3 separate regions of the Homo sapiens genome follow, and regions 2 and 3 are each linked to region 1. Evidence: read pairs that join two places in POLR2A ChIA-PET (ENCODE). Cell type or tissue: OCI-LY7. All regions are shown on one strand. Region 1 overlaps LRRC2 (leucine rich repeat containing 2). Region 2 overlaps PTPN23 (protein tyrosine phosphatase non-receptor type 23). Region 3 overlaps CCDC12 (coiled-coil domain containing 12).

Region 1 (5,000 bases):
TCTACAGGTAGATATTTAAAATTCATTTTTATCATATGGTTATAAAACTAAATCACACAGAAAAGCTAATAAGGAAAAGCAACAATTCCAAGCCACTACAACTTCTCCCAGAGGAGCCCACTTCTCTTTCAGCACTTTCTTCTGCTTTTAAATTCATATCCCTTCATGTGCTGACACACACACACACACACACACACACATACACACACACATATGTTATATATATATTTTTTTTTTTCTTGTAATTTTTTTGGGACAAGTCTCTTTCTGTTGCCCAGGCTGGAGTGCAGTGGTGTGATCATAGCTCACTGCAGCCTCGACTTCCAGGGCTTAAACAGTTTTCCTAGCTCAGCCTCCTGAGTAGCTGGGACTACAAGCATGTGCCACCAGCCCCGCTTTCTTTTTTTTTTCTTGTATTTTTTGTAGAGACAGGGGTCTCACTTTGTTTCCCAGGCTGGTCTCAAACTCTTGGCCTCAAGTGTTCCTCCTGCCTGAACCACTGCACCTGGCAATATTTTTAAATTTATCACTTTTGTTATATTACTTATAGACTTCATATGTAGATCCTGAAGCCCTGACTCATGGATTGCTGGGTGGTTTTCCCCAGCGCAGCTCACTGGGACTGAGACCTATAGAGCTGTGCCAGCCAGTGCTGTCAGCAAAATGTTTTTCTTCAAATGTTCCAGCTTCCCTCAGTTGAATGGCAAGCATGAAACTCCAGCAATATCTGAAATGGTTTCTTAAAAGCAAAACATCTGATTAAGAAGGTGACATTTGCATGTAGACCTGGGGAGCCAGCCCTGCAGAAATCTAAGAACAAGGGTTGCAGGCAGGCATAACAGCAAATGCAAATGCCACTGACACCAAGAGAGGGGCAAGGGAGTTAAGGATGGATGCCAGGAGGTGATTACAATGGGATCCATGAATATGTTTTCCTTTCAAAGCCAGACCAGTGTGCAAGGTTATGAGTTTTCCTTCATCTCATTTACTGTGTGGGGGCAGGTGTAGAGCAGGGAGATAATGGGATATAAACTGTGGCAGGCATCTGTAATCCCAGCTACTGGGGAGGCTGAGGCAGGAGAATCGCTTGAACGTGGGAGGTGGAGGTTGCAGTGAGCTGAGACTGTGCCATTGCACTCCAGCCTGGGTGACAGAGCAAAACTCTGTCTCAAAAAAAAAAAAAAAAAAAAAGGAGCAAATTGGTGTTTCTGGGGGTGGGAGAGGGTTGTCCCTCCACTGGATAGAATTTCTGTGTGTTTATGGATAAGAATTATTTGTATGGCTTTCCGTTTTCTACAAGTTAACTTTACTCTCTACAGAGTTATAAAATAGCTTAGTCAAAGTCAAAGGTACATACCTATAGAATCAGAGAATCCCCTGGAGGCTCCGGCATTCCGGGAAAAGGCTATCCATCTGTGTTTTGCTTCTTTCAAAATCTGAAATTTCTCCTTACACTTGACAGTGCCTGGTGGTCCAGACTGGGACTTCCCGCATGCCCAGTCCTAGAAGCTGGTCTTGTCCCAGGTGCAGTAAACCTTCAGACCCCTCCTAACCACTCCAATGGCAGGCTTGCCTGTGCCCCACAGTGCCACCCTACAGCCTAACTGAGACTCTGAACCACCCTTCCTTCAGATAACAGCAGAGAGTTTCCATACTAGGATTGTTCCTTGACCATGGGGCTTATCTCACACTTATTTAGTGTATATACTGCCTTGGGCCACGTGAAGACCAAGTCTGCACCTGCAGCTGGTTTCTAAAGTAGCCCCCAGAAGACCTGAATCCTGACTGCCGCCAGGTTCCCAGTTGGGCTGAGTAGGGTGTGGAATGCTTTTCTGAGTGTGGAATGCATCTAAGCCCCTATCAAAGGTGGGCTACCTTATTTTGAGTCAGACAACATCTGTGTTTGATGGTTTTGAAGGAAAACCACAAAACATCTTGTTTTGCATCACATAGAATATGTTAAAGGCCTCAAACAGAAAACAAATTCCTAAATGAAGAAAGGCCCACCAGGTGCAGAGCCCTGTTCTGACAGCTGTGTGGGCATCTGAAGGGCTGTGAGACACACTAGCTGTCATCATGGAGCTTAGCATCAAGCTGGGGGATAAGCTATGGATGTGGAAAGCTCTAAAAGATAGGTCAGAAAATTAGCGACACGTGGGGTGGTGAGGTTTGGTGGGGATGCTGAGTCCTCAGCCAGCTCCAGTGTCTGAGTGGACCTCAGGTCCATCTACAGGAATAAAATTCCCCAAGGTGGCTGATGGTGACATTCCAAAGTCAGGTGTTTTATACACTGAAGCTCCTCTGTATTTCTATTCAAATACCCTTGAAAGATCAGTGAATCCCTGTGGCCCTGCACTTTTTTAAAACTTAGGTTGGCATGATATAATTTCAAAGGAAATTATAATTAAACGCATAGCCAGAAATTCCATCTAACCCATCTTCTCTACTTTTAAAGTTGAAGTTACTAATAATTCACAAAAGGGTTTAGGGTTTCCCCTGCACCCCCACAGCAGGGAGGAAAGAGGAAGGGAGTGCTTACGTAGGCCTGGGAATGACAAGGAGAGCACCTATGCCCAGGTGGCTGACTCACTTCTCTAGGCAGGTGATGGCCAGTCCCCAGGAGAGTAACTGTGACCCCTGCTGCCTGTTTTAGGATAAAGGAGGAGTGGAACTTTGTGGCCGAATGCAGGAGGAAGGGCATCCCCCAGGCTGTATACTGCAAGAATGGCTTCATAGACACCAGCGTGCGGCTTCTGGACAAGATTGAAAGGAACACTCTCACAAGGCAGAGTTCACTTCCCAAGGACAGAGGCAAACGGAGCAGTGCGTTTGTGTTTGAACTTTCTGGGGAGCACTGGACGGTGAGTCGAGGCAGTTCTCGCCCAATGCAGTGCTGTGGTCGATGACTGCTGCTCGCCTGAGCCCAAGGATGAATGAATGAATGCTTTTGCCTTTAGAGGAGGTTCTTCTGTCCCTTCCTCAGTGAAACGCAGCGCAGTCCTGGAAGCAGTGATGGGACCCACTTGGATACCTCTGTGGCTGAGCAGCTGGGATGCACGTGCCCTCTCCTGGGCAGCACAGTCTTTCAGGATGCGTTCCTCTCCTGTTCCCCGCCCTAGACCCTTAACATAATTCTTTGTCTTTAAAAAACATCAATTTAAGTGACGGCGCCTTTCATTCAACTAACGCCCTGGCAGTGGGCAATTACTTACTTGCCGAAGTGCCGAAGGGCAGCAAAGGAATTTCTGCAGATCCTTTATCTGGTTTTCCTGTCCTGAGATTCTGAGGCCAGGGCAAAGACAATTCCATCTTTCTTTCCTCAGGTCCCATAATAACTTGGGCTATTGCCCATTTCATCGGGACAGGGTTCCCTGGGACCCTCCGTCCATCTCTTTGTATCTTGCCATTTTGTGTCTTTTTTGTTTTGTTTTGTTTTGTTCAAGAGTCTTGCTCTGTCACCCAGGCTGGAGTGCAGTGGCGAGATCTCAGTTTCCCGAGGAGCTGGGACTACAGGTGTGTGCCACCATGCCTGGCTAATTTTTGTATTTTTAGTAGAGACGGGGTTTCACCATGTTGGCCAGGTTGGTCTCGAACTCCTGACCTCAGGTGATCTGCCCGCCTTTGCCTCCCAAAGTGCTGGGATTACAGGCAAGAGCCACCACGCCCGGGCTTTGTATTTTTTTCCTAGAGGCGGGGTTTTGCCAGGTTGCCCAGGCTGGTCTCGAATTCCTGAGCTTGAGCCTATTACCCTGCCATTTTGTGACTAAAAGGACTCGGTGGAGAGACTAAATATTTTGCGTGACCTGGGGCTGTCTTTTATTAGCCATGTGATCCGAGGTGGTTTTTATCATTTGATAAAAATGCATATCACTTTTATGGGTTTTTATCATTCTTATCAGTAAAATGCTGCTAATGCTTGCCCTGACCCTATCTGAGTGCTATTGAGAGGATGAAGTGCATGAATATTCTGTAAAGTATACAGTTCTCCAAAAATGCAAGAGGTTATTACTGTAAACCTCTTTACTGTTCTTTCCCTTGCATCCCCATCATTGAGATCAGTAGGTAACGGGCTGCCTATTCTAGGGCACGAAGGGAGGCATGTCTGGATTGTTAATTAAATACCATTGGCCAGTAAACACGATCCTGGGTGTGGCACTTACCCTGTAAGGGTGTCCAGTTCACCTGGAGAACCTGTCACGAGCCCTCATGTTTCACAATCTACCTTTTGAAAATCATTGTAAAGGGTATTTATTATTTATTATTATTATTATTATTATTATTATTATTAATTGAGATGGAGTCTCGCTCTGTCACCCAGGCTGGAGCACAGTGGTGCGATCTCAGCTCGCTGCAAGCTCCGCCTCCCGGGTTCACGCCATTCTCCTGCCTCAGCCTCCCGAGTAGCTGGGACCACAGGCACCCGCCACCATACCCGGCTAAATTTTTGTATTTTTAGTAGAGACGGGTTTTCACCGTGTTAACCAGGATGGTCTCGATCTCCTGACCTCGTGATCCGCCCGCCTCGGCCTCCCAAAGTGCTGGGATTACAGGCGTGAGTCACTGCACCTGGCCTGTAAAGCGTGTTTAATGTGCCCGGTATGGTAAAGGGAATGGGAAGATGGTTAGAATTCAGCAGGCTGGGAGAGACCTCCATTGTGAACCAGGTGGATGGCGTCCTCAAAACTTGCAATCTCTTTGTCCCCATACGCCATCCCCTAAGCCGTACTCTGTTGTGATTGAGTACAGGAGAGTCCAGGAAGACTCTGGGCCCCACATATTCTTTAGAGTGAATTTCAGTTACCGTTTTCCTCCCCCAGAGAGCTTGTGCTTCGGCCTCACCTCTGACTAAGGAGTGAAAGGCTGTGTGTGTTAAGGGATTTTTCAGCCTCTTAGAGTGCTCTGTGGCAGTGAGGGATTTGTGGCCTCCAAAGTCACACCTGGCAGCCTGCCTGGCCCCTGCAAGAGGTCAGGAGGGAAGGAATGGGCTGTGGAGCTTCTGG
Region 2 (5,000 bases), 840 kb before region 1:
ACTGCACTCCAGCCTGGGTGAGAGTGTGACACTATCTCAAAAATAATTAATTAACTAAAATATTTTTTAAAATGTGGCCTAAGCTATGAGGTAAAACTTGACTATATGAGAGAATGTTCTGTGGTTAACTCCCTTGCAGTAAGAGGTTTTGCCCACCCTTAGGTTAGAGAAAATGAGTAAAAGTGTAGCTCAGAGGTCTCGTGGGATAGAGGCCAAAGGAATCAGATGGACAGGAGACTCCTACATCCTAGAAACAAGGCTTCCCGTGATATCACTAGGAACATCTGACCCTGCTGTTCACACAATGGTGACAGAAAGATGCTGCTCCCACCCCTAGCAAATCATGCCTAGAGGTCACATTCTATCTGAATCTCATCTCCGTCCTCCTATAAGATCAGCAGCAGATGCTTAACTGAGAACCTACCACAGGTCAGGCACTGTGCTGAGTGCCTAGTAATCACTCCATCCTTAGAACAACCCTAAGAGGTAGACACTATTATCATCACCACTTTACAGATGAGGAAATGAGGAAACTGAGGCAAAGAGTTAGGGTATTCACCAAGGTCACGGTGCTAATAACTGATGGGGATATGACTGAAACCCAGGCATTTGGGCTCCAGAGCCCATGTTCTTTCCATATTAGACCATTCCATTTCTATTTAAATTGTTTTTAGTTTATTTTTTATTGTTTTATTTTATTTTCGAGACAAGGTCTTGTTCTGTTGCCCAGGCTGGAGTTACAGTGGTACTGCAACCATAGCTCACTGCAGTCTCAAACTCCTGGGTCCAAGTAATTCTCCTGCCTCAGCCTTCCAAGAAGCCGGAACTACAGGCACATACCACCATACTCAGCTAATTTTCTGTAGAGGTAGTGTCTTGCTATATTGCCCAGGCTGGTCTGGAACTTCTAGCCTCAAGCAATCCTTCTGCCTCAGACTCCCAAAGTGTTGGGATTACAGACATGAGCCATCACGCCCAAACTTTTTTTTATTTTATAGAGATGGGAGTCTCACTATGTTGCCCAGTCTGGTCTTAAACTCCTGGGCTCAAGCAGTTGACCCACATCAGCCTCCCAGAGCATTTCTATTTTTTAAAAATATGGTTCTTACAAACAACTCTGAAAAACAGGCACAGAAAATGAATCCCTGGCCACACAGTGAGTCAGTGGAGCAGCCAGGATATTTATGTTATTATTATTATTTGCAGCCTGTTAGAAGCAAAAGGATGTTTTTAAAACCCTAACAAAATCCTCTGTGACTGCTGATCACTCCTCCACTAAAAAAGAAGAAAGAGGCTGGGTGAAGTTCCTGGAGTAAGGGACAGAGACCTTGTCCCCATTTCGCTATGGTCTGGGACTCTGCAGAACTCGGAACAGTCTAGCGGGAAGTATGAAGCTCCAATGGAGGCTGAGAAGGCAGGCCCAGCAGCAGACGAGGAGAAAGAACCAGAGGCCCTGACAGGACCCCAGTACCTACACAACTAACAGGAAGAAGACCAGAGAACCTCCAAAAACAGCCAGGCTTTGAAGTAGCTGGGGATCCTTTTCTGAAGGAATAAAAGAAGACCCGTGGAGAGCTCTCAGTGAGGGCACGTCCAGGGATCACAGCCACCGAGGGGAAAAAGAAAAGAAAGGAGTTACCAGATTACAAGTGGGAAACAGTGCCCCTGAGTTGCTGTGAAATCTGGGCTTGGTTTTTGTTTTTTGTTTTTTTAAATTGTCTTGCTCTGTCAGGCAGGCTGGAGTGCAGTGGTACTATCATAGCTCAATGAAGCTTCAAACTCCAAGTGATCCTCCCACCTCAGCCTCTTGTGTGGCTAGGACTACAGCTGTGTGCCACCATGCCCAGCTATTTTTTTTTTTTTTTTTTTTTGAGACGGAGTCTCGCTCTGTTACCCAGGCTGGAGTGCAATGGCGCCATCTCGGCTTACTGCAACCTCCACCTCCTGGGTTCAAGCAATTCTCCTGCCTAAGCCTCCCAAGTAGCTGGGACTACAGGTGCATGCAGCCATACCCAGCTAATTTTTGTATTTTTAGTAGAGATGGGGTTTTGCCATGTTGGCTAGGCTGATCTCGAACTCCTTTTTTTTTTTTTTTTTTTTTTTGAGACGGAGTCTCGCTCTGTTACCCAGGCTGGAGTGCAGTGGTGCCATCTCAGCTCACTGCAAGCTCCACCCCCCCGGGTTCACGCCATTCTCCTGCCTCAGCCTCCTGAGCAGCTGGGACTACAGGCACCCGCCACCACGCCTGGCTAATTGTTTGTATTTTTAGTGGAGACGGGGATTCACCGTGTTAGCCAGGATGGTCTTGATCTCCTGATCTCGTGATCCACCCGCCTCGGCCTCCCAAAGTGCGGGGATTACAGGCGTGAGCCACTGCGCCAGGCCCTGGTCCCGAACCCTTGACTTCGTGATCCACCCGCCTTGGCCTCCCAAAGTGCTGGGATTACAGGCGTGAGCTACCATGCCTGGCCCCAGCTAATTTTTATTTTTATTTTGTAGAGACAGGGGTCTTGCTATGGTGCCCAGGCTGGTCTCGAACTCCTGGCCTCCAGCTATCCTCCCACCTCGGCATCCCAAAGCGCTGGGATTACAGGCATGAGTCACCATGCCCAGCCTAGGCTTGGCTTTTTTCATGTGTAAAATGGGGTTAATATCACTTGCTACGTCTAGCTCAGAGCTGTCATAAGGATTCGAGTTATTTCCCAAACAGGGAAGGAAGATGCTCAGGTGAAAATATTGTTTACAATAGGCCAAGACCTGTACTAAGAACTTAACAAGCATTAGAACGACAAACTCTGCATGTTCTCACTTTTTTGTGGGAGCTAAAAATTAAAACCACTGAATTCATGGAAACCGACAGTAGAATGATGAATACCAGAGGCTGGGAAGGGTAGTGGGAGTGGGGTGGGGGAGTGGAGTGGGAATGGTTAATGAGTACAAAAATATAGTTAGATAGAATGAATACAATCTAGTATTTGAGGCTGGGCGTGGTGGCTCACACCTGCAATCGCAGCACTTTGGGAGGCCAAGGCGGGTGGATCATCTGAGGTCAGGAGTTCGAGACCACCCTGTCCAACATGGCAAAACCCAGACTCTACTAAAAAGACAAAAATTAGCTGGACATGATGGCAGGTGCCTGTAATCCCAGCTACTCGGGAGGCTGAGGCAGTAGAAACGCTTGAACACGGGAGGCGGAGGTTGTGGTGAGCCGAGATTGTGCCACTGTACTCTAGCCTGCGTGACAAGGCGAAACTCTGTCTCAAAAAAAAAAAAAAAAAAGATCTAGTAGTGACAGCAAAACAGGGTAACTATAGTCAGCAATAATTTATTACATTTAAAAATAAAAGTATAATTGGATTGTCTGTAACACAAAGAAAGGATAAATGCTTGTGGTAATGGATACTCCATTTACCCTGATGTGATTACTATACCTGTTTGGCCATATCAAGTACCCCATTAATTTTTGTGGGTACATAGTAGGTGTATATACTTATATACCTACTTAAGCCCAGGTGTTTGAGACCAGCCTGCGCAACACAGTGAGACCTTATCTCTAAAAAAAAATAAGCAAAATTAGCAGAGTGGTGCGTGCCTGTGGTCCCAGCTATTCAGGAGGATGAGGTGGACGGACCACTTGAGACCTGGAGGCAGAGGCTGCAGTGTGCCAAGATCGTGCCTTTGCACTCCAGCCTGGGTGTTACAGCAAGACCCCATCTCTAAAAAAATAAAAATAAAAAAGAACTTAGAAGCATTAATTTTGATTCTCAGAAGCTTATGAGGTATATTATTAGTTCCATGTTTCAGGTAAGAAAAGTGAGGACTACATTAGTTATGTAATCTTTGTGACAGCTCAAGATCATTCAGCTATTAAAGGAATGAGAGGGGACCTAAACCAAGGTCTGATTCCAATAGCTATGCTATTTCCATGATGCTACTCTGCTATTTTACTGAGCACCAAACAGTAGAGAATTTTGTAGCTAGGTGAGATCACTGGAAACAACCATCCTGGTCCTGCCATGATTTTGCAGATTAGAGAAAGGGCAAACCACAGATAAGCAATGATAGTGCTAGGACCCCAAGACAGATTTCCTGACTCCAGACCTAATATTAATCCCTCTGTGTCACCTTCTCTTGTACTAGTATGTTCTCATTCTTCTATGTATGCTTTGCTCTTAATTTAACATTTGGAATTTCATCATGCTAATTAAAGCAATAAGACAAGAAGAAAAGGCAATTAAAAGGCATCACATGTGTTAGTTTTACCTTTATTCACCAGTTACATTATGTTTCTTTTTTCTCCAGTTCCAGAGTTGACTCAAATGTAGGGCATTCCTTGGGCTACTCTAAGAAACAAACTTTTTTTTTTTTTTTTTGAGACAGGGTCTCTGACACCCAGGCTGGAGTGGCGAGATCTTGGTTCACCACAGCCTCGACCTCCTGGGCTTAAGCCATACCCCCCACCTCAGCCTCCTGAGTAGCAGGGACTACAGGTGTGTGCCACCACACCACGCCTGACCTTTCTTTTTTTTTTTTTTTTTTTGTAGAGACAGGGTCTTGCTTTGTTGCCCAGGTTAGTCTCAAACTCCTGGTCTTGACTGATCCTCCTGCCTTGGCCTCCCAAAGTGCTGGGATGACAGGCATGAGCCAACGTGCCTGACCAGTATTGTTAATTAATACAGTATATGTTCAGCTACTAAATTTCAAATGAGACTAATTATATTCAGAGAATGGCGTATTGCCAAGTGAAATCTTCAGCTCCTTGGTCCATGTCAGCAAGCCTGAAAGAAAACCGCCATAGGCCAAGAGTACTGGGGATAAAAACATACCTTCATCCTCCCCTTGTCTAATCCCTACAATAATACTCAAGGCCTCGTTCCCACATCTTTTCTGAATGGCCCCTTGCCTGTCTGAACAACACAGTGAGGAAGACTCAGGTTACCTCTCCCAGAAGGTCCTAGAACTAGACTAGGTCATTCAACCAATGCTTGTTAAGCACTCCC
Region 3 (5,000 bases), 420 kb before region 1:
TTATGGATTGTGCTGCTCTTCCCAGTCTTGTACATGTCTTGGTGAACATATGTACCCATCTGTAGGATCTATGCCTAGGAGTGGAATTGCTAGGCCGTAGGGTGTATATAGGACAGATACTGTCAAACACTTTTGCAAAATGGCTCTACTATTTTGCACTCTGACCAGCACTGTATGGCGGTTCCTCTCTAATACTTGGTATAGTTAGTTTTTTTCATGTTAGCCAGGCTGGTGGAGGTATAGTGGCATCCTTTTGTGGTTTAAATTTGTATTTCCTACCTAATGAAGTTGGATTATCTTTTCATATGTTTATGTGAAGTGCCTGTTCATGTCTTTCACCTCTTCTCCTTTTTATTCAGTTGCCTGTTTTTCCTATTGATTTCTAGAAGTTCCTTATGTGTCCTTTGTTCTGTGTATGTGATGTGACTATCTCTTCTGCCTGCCTTGGCTTTGACTTTTCAGGCTCTTAAAATTAAATTTTTTTTTTTTTTTTTTTTTTGAGATAGAGTTTTGCTCTTGTTACCCAGGCTGGAGTGCAATGGCACAATCTTGGCTCACTGCAATCTCCGCCTCCTGGGTTCAAGCAATTCTTGTGCCTCAGCCTCCTGAATAGCTGGGATTACAGGTGCCCACCACCATGCCCAGCTAATTTTTGTGTTTTTAGTAGAGACAGGGTTTTACCATGTTGGCCAGGCTGGTCTTGAACTCCTGACCTCAGATGATCCACCCCCCTCAGCCTCCCAAAGTGCTGAGATTACAGACGAGAGCCGCCTCACCTGGCCCAAAATTGAATTCTTTGGCGAATAGTAGTTCTTAATTTTAATGTAGTTTATCATTTTTTTCTAATATCTTTTGTGGCCTGTTTAAGGAAATAGTTGCCTACATATAGGTCTAGATGATATTCTTTTATGTTATAATCTAGAAGTTTGCTTGTTTTACTTTAACCTTTAGACCTCTAACCCATCTCGAATTTACTTTTGTGTGGTGTGCGTAGGGATCAAGATTCTTTTTCTCCCCATATGGGTATCAGTGACTTGGCACTATTTGATATTTGACATTTGTGTTTTAGAAGAGTTTCCCGTGACTTAATTGGCATGCACTGTTTATGATCATGCTGTTAACCTTCCATAACATCCTGATAATTGTCATTGTACATATAGTAGTAGTAGTAGTAGCAGTGGTAGCTGCTAAAATATATTTGTTTTTTCATGCTTCTAAGTCCCAATTCATGCCACCCCTTCAGTGGACAGGCAGTTCCTTGTAGGCAGAGACAACTCTTAAACTTATTTTAACAAAACATTCAGACATTTCCTGGGTGCCCCATGGCACTGTAGTGGGTATGCTGCGTCCTGTGACTCTGAGCCCCTTAGGCTTTGTGCACTAGAGAAAAGACAACATGGACTCCCAGGGAAGACAAGGACCTGCTGAGCCAGGCCCTCCAGTGCTGGCCTCCTGACCTGCTAGCCAGACTCTGTCCATACTCTGGACCTACCGAGCCAGGGGTGTTCTGACTAGAAATATGTGTTACCTCCGATAGTTGCTTCAGGGTCAGTTGTTTCAAACTGGGGCTGTATGTTTTAAATGGTTTTTGGCTCTTCCATTGACCCTGCAGACATTGGGAGCAGCATGTGATTCTGTAGCACTAAGAATTGTAATACAGAAATGAAATGCAATTCATATTTTTGTTTCTGGAGAAGATGTCTCATATATCATCTTGGAATATTTTCTGTAACCTATCCCACATACCTCCAACCCACCTCCAGCGCATATACACATGCACATACAGCATGTACTCTCCACACCCAGCCCCCTGCCTACAGTGCATCCCACCTCCTTACACTCCCTTAACCTCACAACACCACCACACACCCCAGGCCCTACCCCACACACTTCCCCCCACAATAGTACCTCCCTTCTCCCCACACCCTCCCATTCCCTGCACACCTCCAACACTCCACAGCACCCCTCCACATGCCCCCAACCCACACCTACAAACCCCAACCCCTTTACACCAATACATATCTCATACACACCTCAAAACACACATAAGCAGCACCACCTTTATACCTCCATACCCACAATTTGCCTTTCCCTACACATACACCTTCAGCAGCTGAGACGGACTTGCTGTTTCTAAGCCAGTTGTTCGGAGATCTGGGAGACCCCATAGCGAGCTTGATAAGGCTCAGTCATGCCTGGCCCTCTTCCTTCCTTCGGAGCTTTCCCTTAAATTCTGGGGCCCTGGCTTCTCCCTGGTTTTGTTTTGGAGGGAAGCAACAGCTTGTATCCTTGAAAGAATTCCAAGAGGAAAAACAGTTGCTTCGGCAACGGTGCCCTGTGGCAGTAACATCCACACTCCTGGGCTGTTTTGATTCAGGGCTCTAAAGAGCTGCTCTGTCTAGAGAAAATGTGAGTGGCTGGAGCAGAAAACATTTGTCCTTTCAAGGACAGCCCCCCTCCCATTGTTTTCAGGGCAGGGCACCACTAGATTTCTTGCAGGGTAATTTGAATCCTGAAGAAAAAGCACCTGTGTTTGACATCATCTGGTTAAAGCAGGACTTTCCTGTCCTGGGCCCAGGAGTCCATGACTCAGGCAGCTTCCATCTATGTAGGAAGTGAGAGTGAATGCTGGGCTGTGTCTGGGGTGAGGAGTCAGTTTCCACATCTGGCTGTTACAAGTGTTATTGTTGAGGCCTCTCTGTGCACAGAGCCTGGGTGGGAAATGGGGTCAGTGAGGCTGGCCCTTGCCTCAAGCACGGTCAGGCTGGGGCCCTGTGGGAAGGCTGATCTGTGTACCCCCAGGTATAATACTGTATACTGCCATCCACGGAGGAGGGGCAGAGGAGAGCTGTCAGTGTCTTGGAGGGAGGGCATGGACAGGGGATGGGGGACAACACTTGCATGCATGTCGCGTGGAGGAGAGCGCTCAACCCAGTATCGATATACATACCCTGCTTTATCTCATTGGTTGGCTTATGAGTAGTGTCCCCATTTGGGCTTTGTCCCAGGCTGCATAACTCACAAGACAGAGCCTGAGCTGGTAGAGGTGCTGAGAAAACACTTGAGGGATTGAGTGGATGGCATGGAGAGTGATAGCTGTTTCCAGGTGTGAAAGAGGTGGAGGGATTTTAGGCAGAGGAGGGGCAGGAGCAGAACAGGCAGGCATGGAGGTGGTCTGAATTTGGGAAGATGATCTGTGGAAGGCCCTTCTTCCTTGCCACCTCCCTGTCCCCCCACACTGGCTAGCGTTTTCTGACTTGGATTCATATTCTCTGCACACGTGTAGGGTCTGCTCTTCTCAACTGTGGTAGCTCGAGGGCAAGGGCTGGGGCTTCCTCCGGGTGACACTGATGGCTGCTCTGGGTGAACTGAGGGAAGGAACAAGGCATGAATGTGGGGATCTGTTATGTGACCCCTTTGTCACGGGATGAGAGGGCCTCACCCCGAAGACACAGGTGAGAGTCTCAGGCTCCACCATCATCATCACTGTGGTTGGCGCCTACTGACTGAGGACGTACTCTGTGCCAGCCACAGTGTAGGGCTGTCACTCACATGCGTACCCTTAAGTCATGCCATCTAGCAGTTGAAGAAACTGCAGCTCTGAGAAGCTAAACTGGCCCAGAGTACCACAGTACACAGTTGTTAGTGCTGGGTATTGACTCCTCATGTGGTTCTGCTTTCTCAACCTTTCCATATGCTGAGCATGTGGATTTTTAAAAACGCTTTGTAGCTAAAGGAAGTGTGTGTAGGTGGGGATAAGACCTTGTGAAGCAGTATTTCCCCCCACAAAAAAATGTGCCAGTTCTGACTTGTTTAAATTTGGTTTAATTAGGATTTTTATCACTTGTAGATCACACCAGAGAGCAGACAGCTGTCTTACCTTTACTTCTCAGATTGTGACACTCCAAGAAGCAGCTGACCAGAGGTTAAAATAGCTTCTAGTCTAGGAGCTTCAGCACATTTTGTTGCTGTGTAAACCTCTGACTTGCCTGGAAATTGACTTGTAAAGAATTTTGCATTTCATACTGGGGTGCCTGATGCTGGGGTCTGGTATATTTCATGCTCAGCTGTGTGTTGGCATGGAGGGAATGGAGAGATGGCTCCTAGCTCAGGTAAGGGCCTTGGCTTACATCAGTGACTGGCCTTTGTGGTGGTCAGGAGAGTTGGGGAGGATGCTGGGACCAAGCTCATAGAACACTTAACAAACATCCCGAGTCTCAGCTCCTCCTTTCGCGGAGTGGGCATCACAACCTTTGCCCTGCCCTTATCTTGGGTTCTCGTTGGGGATTGGATGAACAATGGAATGTAACGCAACTTTGAGCTCTATAAAGTGCTGGATGCGTTTGTTCCAGAACCAAACCGAGGGTCGGGCTGCTTATTCCCTTGGCCCAATAACGAGATGCAGATGAACTGGGAGAGAAGGGAGTTTTTTTTATTTCTGCAGCTGGTTACAGGGAGAAGGCCTGGAAATTATCACCAGACCAATTCAAAATTACAAAGTTTTCCAGAGCTTGTATATCTTCTAAGCTATACATCTATGTGTAAATGTGCATTCATCTAAAGACTTAAATGATTAACTTCTTCTAGTCTATAACTAAGATCTGAGTCCTGAAGACCTTCCTCTGGACCCTCAGTAAGTTTACTTAATATAATGGGTCCAGGTGCTGGGGTGATTACCCTTATCTTGTCTCCTGCTAAATCATGGAGGTTTGGGGCGTTCCTTTTAGTCTCCCAATAAACTTGTTTGTGGAGGCCTGGGGAGTTTCTTCAGACCGCCAATAAAACTTATTTAATCCTAAACAGATCCTGTTAAGAATTCTTCGTTATCTTGTCGTGCTTCAAGGCTCAGGAAAGGCCTAGGCCAAACTCTTGGTGGGCTTTTGTTACATTCTAGCCTTTGTGTAAGGGCACTGGTTCTATTAGCTTTACATATATATGTGTGTGTGTGTGTGTGTGTGTGTGTGTGTGTGTGTATTTATTTTTTTATTTTTGAGATGGAG

The links. ChIA-PET counts read pairs that join two places held together with the same protein. Peaks named below come from ENCODE experiments on the same cell type or tissue, not always from the same donor. Only the 100,000 strongest peaks of a DNase experiment are listed, where the experiment ranks them.
Region 2: POLR2A ChIA-PET joins it to region 1 with 6 read pairs; 3 of 35 experiments call an interaction of 5 or more read pairs at or near these places.
Region 3: POLR2A ChIA-PET joins it to region 1 with 6 read pairs; 3 of 35 experiments call an interaction of 5 or more read pairs at or near these places.

What each region holds. Positions count from the first base shown.
Region 1 is chr3:46,542,907-46,547,906 of GRCh38, reverse strand. LRRC2 (leucine rich repeat containing 2) reads left to right here. Exons shown (of 9, transcript NM_024512.5): 3 at 2,654-2,861. Among named protein-coding and RNA genes, the nearest start is that of LRRC2-AS1, 12 kb to the left of the region's middle. RefSeq lists an enhancer at 2,901-3,445. In OCI-LY7, no CTCF peak of the experiment used is centred here; DNase peaks (open chromatin) are centred at 306, 786 and 1,996; H3K4me3 peaks cover 3,511 bases; H3K27ac peaks cover 4,797 bases.
Region 2 is chr3:47,386,944-47,391,943 of GRCh38, reverse strand. The region is part of intron 1 of PTPN23 (protein tyrosine phosphatase non-receptor type 23); the gene reads right to left. Among named protein-coding and RNA genes, the nearest start is that of PTPN23-DT, 8.0 kb to the right of the region's middle. In OCI-LY7, no CTCF peak of the experiment used is centred here; no DNase peak of the experiment used is centred here.
Region 3 is chr3:46,957,934-46,962,933 of GRCh38, reverse strand. The region is part of intron 1 of CCDC12 (coiled-coil domain containing 12); the gene reads left to right. Among named protein-coding and RNA genes, the nearest start is that of CCDC12, 16 kb to the left of the region's middle. RefSeq lists enhancers at 1,820-2,321, 2,369-2,468. In OCI-LY7, no CTCF peak of the experiment used is centred here; a DNase peak (open chromatin) is centred at 2,605; H3K27ac peaks cover 3,431 bases.